Regions from separate parts of the Homo sapiens genome. Here region 2 is linked to region 1. Evidence: chromatin loops called from intact Hi-C (ENCODE). Cell type or tissue: A673. All regions are shown on one strand. Each heading gives the region's core, and the rest is flanking DNA. Links, peaks and the distances in the headings are about the cores only.

Region 1 (2,919 bases), core at 180-2,679:
TGAACATGTCCTCCTAATTTCATGTGTTGGAAATGTAACTCCCAAATTTATAGATTGGTGGCATTTGGATGTGGGGCCTTTGGGAGATAATTAGGATTAGATAAAGTCATCAGGGTAGGGCCTCCATAATGGGACTGGTGGCTTTATAAGAAGACCAGAGACCTGAGAGGTTGACATGCTCTTGCTCTCTTGCCATGTGATGCACTCTGTCATATTATGATGTAGTAGGAAGGCCCTTACCAGATGCTGGCACCCTGCTCTTGGACTTCCCAGCCCCCAGAATCACGAGCTAAGTAAGCTTATTTTCTTTATAAATTACTCAGTCTGAGGTATTCTGTTATAGCAACGGAAAACAGACTAAGACAGATTGTATCTTCTTCCACTGGCTACCCATTTATGACAGGACTATTTATTAAGAAGGTCTTCTTTTTCTCTATTGATTTGAGATGGCATATTTACCACTTATTAGACTTCCAGATGTCATTAAGTTTATTTTTGGGTTTTCTTATTTTTTAAAATTTTTGGCTTTTCTATTCTGTTTTATTCATGTGCTGCCATGGGTTTGAACATTTGTCCCCATCAAAACTTACGTTGAAATTTATGCCATTGAGACAGTGTTGGGAGGTGGGATCTTTGGTTAAGTATTTGGCCCATGGGGCTCCACCCTCCTGAGTGGGTTTAGTGCCTTAATAAAGGGGCTTTCAGGCATGGTCTCTTTGTCTCTCTCTCCCTCTCTCTCTCTCTCCCACCAGATGCTAGCACCTGATCTTGGACTTCTCAGCCACCAGAACTGTGAGCCAATATGTTTCTTTTTCATTATAAGTTATCCAGTCTCAATATTTTGTTATAGCAGCACAGAATCCACCAGGGACTCATGTTGGGTCTACATTTAAAATATATGCAAGAAGAGGGCATCCGCAGAGGACAGCTGCCCGGCACAAGTGCCAGTCTGAGTGGAGTGAGGAAGATGTCTCCATGTAGACGGCAGTACAGTGTGGCTCAGGGTTTTGGAGTCTGCACAGAGTGAGTAGAATGCTCATAGCGATAAGCAGCCTGGCCTGTGATGTCAGAGCCCAGAAGTGGTGAGAAGGATGTCTGTGGAGGGGGTGGTCTGGTCCAGCATAGAGTATCAGAGCCCCAGCCAGATAAGAGTGTCCATATATCAGGCTGATGAGTGGTCGGTATGGAATTCTGTAACCCAAGTGGGGTGAGGAGGACATAGAATAAACTAAAATATGTGTCAATATTATTTTCTTATGGTACAGGCTTCCTCATTGTCCGTCTTTCTTAGGGCTTTCTCAGATATTCTTATTTATCTTTCCAAGTGAACGTCCTAATAAAATTGTCTTAGCTCTAAGGCGCCCTCTTCTGTTTCTTTTGCAAAGTGTTAAACAATATGACATTGTAGTATCTGAGTTCCACCTTCTCTGTTCTGTTCCTTGACTTTTGTCTAGACCTTATCTTTCTTTTTTCTCTAATATCCTTGTCTGGATAATTTGAATTCTACTCCCAGAAGTTTCTCCTCAGAGAAAGCATTTCCTATATGCATCCAGTACAATTTGAAATCACTAATTTAGCTGCTGAATAGTTATGGAATTTGGGGCAAAATTATCCTCATTTTTTAAATCTATAAATTGTAAATGAAATGTAATTTATTTCATAAGGGGTTTTTTTTGACAACTAGAAGTAATTTTCTTTTTTCTCTTTTTCCTTTTTTTTTTTTTTTTTTTGAGACAGTCTCATTCTGTCACCCAGGTTGGAGTAGAGTGGCACGATCTCAGCTCACTGCAACCTCCACCTGCCAGGTTCAAGCGATTCTCCTGCCCCAGCCTCCTGAGTAGCTGGGACTACAGGCAGGCGCCACCATGCCTGGCTAATTTTTTGTATTTTTAGTGGAGACAGGGTTTCACCATGCTGGCCAGGCTGGTCTCAAACTCCTGACCTTCTGATCTGCCCACTTCGGCCTCCCAAAGTACTGGGGTTACAGGCGTGAGCCACTGTGCCCAGCCTAGAAATAATTTTCAATCAGTTCTCAGTCCTACCTATCAGCAGAATTTGACTCATTTCATCATATTCTTCTTGAAACACATTCTTCAATTGACTTCCACGACACCATACTCACCCAATTTTCTTCTTAATTGGCCTCTCCCTCTCTTTCAGGTTTTTTCAATGTTTCTTCCATATCTTCCAACCTCAAAATGTTAGACAACCTCAGAACTCAGATTTCAGACCTCTCCTCTCTATCTAAAGTTGCTCCCTAGTGAGCTTGTACCATCTCAAAAATTTAAACATATTGACAACTCTCAAATTTATGTCTCCAGCCTGGACCTCTACCCTGTGGTCAAAATTTATACATCTGCCTCCTTCCTTATTTTCTCTGCCTGGATGTCCAACAGGTATCTCGAAGTTAACTTATTCCAAAACAACTCTAATATTTTCACCCAACCTGTTTCTCTTATAGTCTTCCCAATCTCAGCTAATGACAATTCTATTCTCCCAGTAGCTCAGGAGAAATCTCTTTTTTTCCCTCACTTTAATCCATCGAATCCACCAGGGACTCACGTTGGGTCTACATTTAAACTATATGCAAGAAGAGGGCATCTGCAGAGGAGAGCTGCCCAGCACAAGTGCCAGAGTCTGAGTGGAGTGAGGAAGATTTCTCCATGTAGACGGCAGTACAGTGTGGCTCAGGGTTTTGGAGTCTGCACAGAGTGAGTAGAATGCTCATAGTCATAAGCAGCCTGGCCTGTGATGTCAGAGCCCAGAAGTGGTGAGAAGGATGTCTTTGGAGGGCGTGGTCTGGTCCAGCATAGAGTGTCAGAGCCCCAGCCAGATAACAGCGTCCATATATCGGGCTGATGAATTGTCGGCATGGAATTCTGTAACCCAAGTGGGGTGAGGAGGACATCTGCATGGAGA
Region 2 (2,919 bases), core at 287-2,786, 150 kb after region 1:
GTGAGGTGTCAGTGTGCCCCTGCTGGGGGGTGCCTCCCAGTTAGGCTGCTCGGGGGTCAGGGGTCAGGCACCCACTTGAGGACGCAGTCTGCCCCTTCTCAGATCTCCAGCTGCGTACTGGGAGAACCACTGCTCTCTTCAAAGCTGTCAGACAGGGACATTTAAGTCTGCAGAGGTTACTGCTGTCTTTTTGTTTGTCTGTGCCCTGCCCCCAGACGTGGCGCCTACAGAGGCAGGCAGGCCTCCTTGAGCTGTGGTGGGCTCCACCCAGTTGGAGCTTCCGGCTGCTTTGTTTACCTCAGCAAGCCTGGGCAATGGCGGGCGCCCCTCCCCCAGCCTCGCTGCCGCCTTGCAGTTTGATCTCAGACTGCTGTGCTAGCAATCAGCGAGACTCCGTGGGCGTAGGACCCTCCGAGCCAGGTGGGTGGTGCGCCATTTTTTAAGCCCGTAGGAAAAGCGCAGTATTTGGGTGGGAGTGACCCGATTTTCCAGGTGCCATCTGTCACCCCTTTCTTTGACTCGGAAAGGGAACTGCCTGACCCCTTGCGCTTCCCGAGTGAGGCAATGCCTCGCCCTGCTTCGGCTCGCGCACGGTGCGCGCACACACTGGCCTGCGCCCACTGTCTGGCACTCCCTAGTGAGATGAACCCGCTACCTCAGATGGAAATGCAGAAATCACCCGTCCTCTGCGTCGCTCACGCTGGGAGCTGGAGACCGGAGCTGTTCCTATTCGGCCATCTTGGCTCTCCCCGAAAACCGGATTTAAATTTTATATTAAAAAGTTTTAGATTAAAATTTTAAATGTAAAAGTAGGGTTTGTTCATGAGAGAAATATCTGAAAAACACAGGAAAGTACAAAGAAGAAAAGAATCACTCATAGCCACACATAGAAACACAAAAAATTCTTAACATCTGAGCAGTTTTTATTCCCCAGTGCTTTTCCTATGGGTAGGTTTAAGAAAGACATTGAAATCACACTATGTTTACCATTTTGCATGCTGCTGTTTTTTATTATAATTAAGTTTTAAATATCAATCCATACCGTCATGTGCTTTAAGTGTCCTTTTTAGTAGCTGCTTAATATTCCACCCTGTTCCATCTGTTGAGCAGGTTCCATCCTGGTTCTCAGTCCACATGGAAGAATATCCATGAGAGGGTATGCAGTCTTCTGACATCCCACAGAGCACAGCTGCACCAAAACAAGGTTAGACTTTCTTATAAAACTAGATCTTTGCTCACTAAATAATATGTGAACAGGGACCTACAGTCTAGTCGGGGAGACAGACATTAATCAAATAACCACAGAAATAAGTGGAAAATTGTGAGGCTTACCAAGGAGATTACCTGTTGTCCTGAGATTGAATGGTAGCGGGTATTTGACATGGCTGGGAGTCAGGGCTGGCTTCCTGAGGATGAGACAGTGGGGCTTGGATCCAACGGAGGAGTAGCAGCTAATTTGGTGCACAGCACTCATCAAGCAGAGGTCCTTTCAAAGGACTGAGAGAAGACAGGCTAAGTGGCCCACAGAGCATTCCTTTCCCCTGCACACATGAATCCCAGTCCAGGGAAGAATACAGTTGTTTGTGTGAGCTATGTAAGGCCACAACATGGAAGAAAGTTGTTCTAGAATTTAATAAGGTGGTTTTGGCTGTATGACTTTTACAGGGGTATGGGGAGTGCTTCTGATCCATTGGTAGGTATTCCCAGTACTTTGTCACTGATTCAGATACACAGCTAAGTGGCAGTTCACCTGCTCAAAGAATTCAAATATAGGACAACAGTGCCCCCAGTGGCTGAATTTAATGATGCCATGTAGTTGAATTAGTCCTCTTGACTTATTATATACTGACATATGCTAGATTTGCAGGATGACACTTAAAACTAAATGTTGTTTGCCCTAACCATCAGGGTAGTGAATTACTTTAATTCTTTTCTGCAAAGTCATTGGCTTTGCTTTAATTCCCAACCTTTTCAGGCAAGGAATCTCTTTAAAATGTAAACAAAGGCCTGGTTTGGGGCTCAAATCTATAATCCTAGTACTTTGGGAGGCTGAGGAGGGAGAATCCCTTGAGGCCAGGAGGTTCAAGACCAGCCTGGCAACATAATGAGACCTCGTCTCTACAAAAAAAGAAAGATTCTATATACACACATATATAGTGAACCCCATATAACGGCATAAATGGGATGCACAGACCTCCTACATGCAAAACTACACATCTGGGTATCATCCATCTCTATTATGTTATGGGTAACATAATTGCTGGATTTGTTTTTATTGTAGGAAGATTCTACCTCTGAAGTAAATTATATCATTGAAAGACCAAGCTACCCTCTGAAGAAATACTCACTGCATGAACAGAGATATTTTTAAGGTACTGTCTTATGTAAGTAAGCAGCTTAAGTGCTTCTCCTTATCTTGGTTTGCTAAAAGAATTTCAGTTTCCTCCTATCAATATGAAGTAACTAGAAAGTGTGGAGGACAGGAGACTTGGAGGAGACCTGAGAACTGCGTTCTTCCCTTGCTCTGTATGATAACTGCAGTGCACGTGCCTTCCAGCTCTCTTGCTTCCTCTTGTAATCATCTCCCCTGCCCGCAACATCACCCTTTATCTAATAGACTTTCCGGCCTTCTTTCAGCTTCTTGAACACGGAGCTTTTTCCTGCCATGGGGTCTCTGCACATGTTGTTTTCTCCATCTGGAATATGTCTTCCTGACTCTGCCTGGATAACTTCTATTTGTCCTTCCAGGCTTATGATTTTCTATGACACGACACTCCCTCTCTCTGTGATGTGTACCCTTTAGTACACAGCATTTTTCCTTCATAAATTATGACACAATTTCTTATTATATTTTTATCTGGGCTGATTGTTTAAAATCTGTCTCTTCTACTGGAGTGAAACCTTATGAGATCAGAGAAT

What was found. A loop is a pair of places that touch in the nucleus more often than their neighbours do. Peaks named below come from ENCODE experiments on the same cell type or tissue, not always from the same donor. Only the 100,000 strongest peaks of a DNase experiment are listed, where the experiment ranks them.
Region 2: it touches region 1 in a loop (2.7-fold over the local background); 22 of 110 quality-filtered maps call a loop at or near these places.

The regions. Positions count from the first base shown.
Region 1 is chr9:4,748,668-4,751,586 of GRCh38, reverse strand. No RefSeq gene overlaps it. Among named protein-coding and RNA genes, the nearest start is that of AK3, 8.9 kb to the right of the region's middle. In A673, for the core only: a CTCF peak has its summit at 1,356 (motif pointing left); a DNase peak (open chromatin) is centred at 1,356.
Region 2 is chr9:4,603,632-4,606,550 of GRCh38, reverse strand. SPATA6L (spermatogenesis associated 6 like) reads left to right here. Exons shown (of 12, transcript NM_001353486.2): 10 at 1,111-1,204; 11 at 2,282-2,372. The coding sequence ends at 2,371. Among named protein-coding and RNA genes, the nearest start is that of PLPP6, 57 kb to the left of the region's middle. RefSeq lists enhancers at 1-444, 1-1,057. In A673, for the core only: a CTCF peak has its summit at 1,805; a DNase peak (open chromatin) is centred at 1,770; H3K27ac peaks cover 1,686 bases.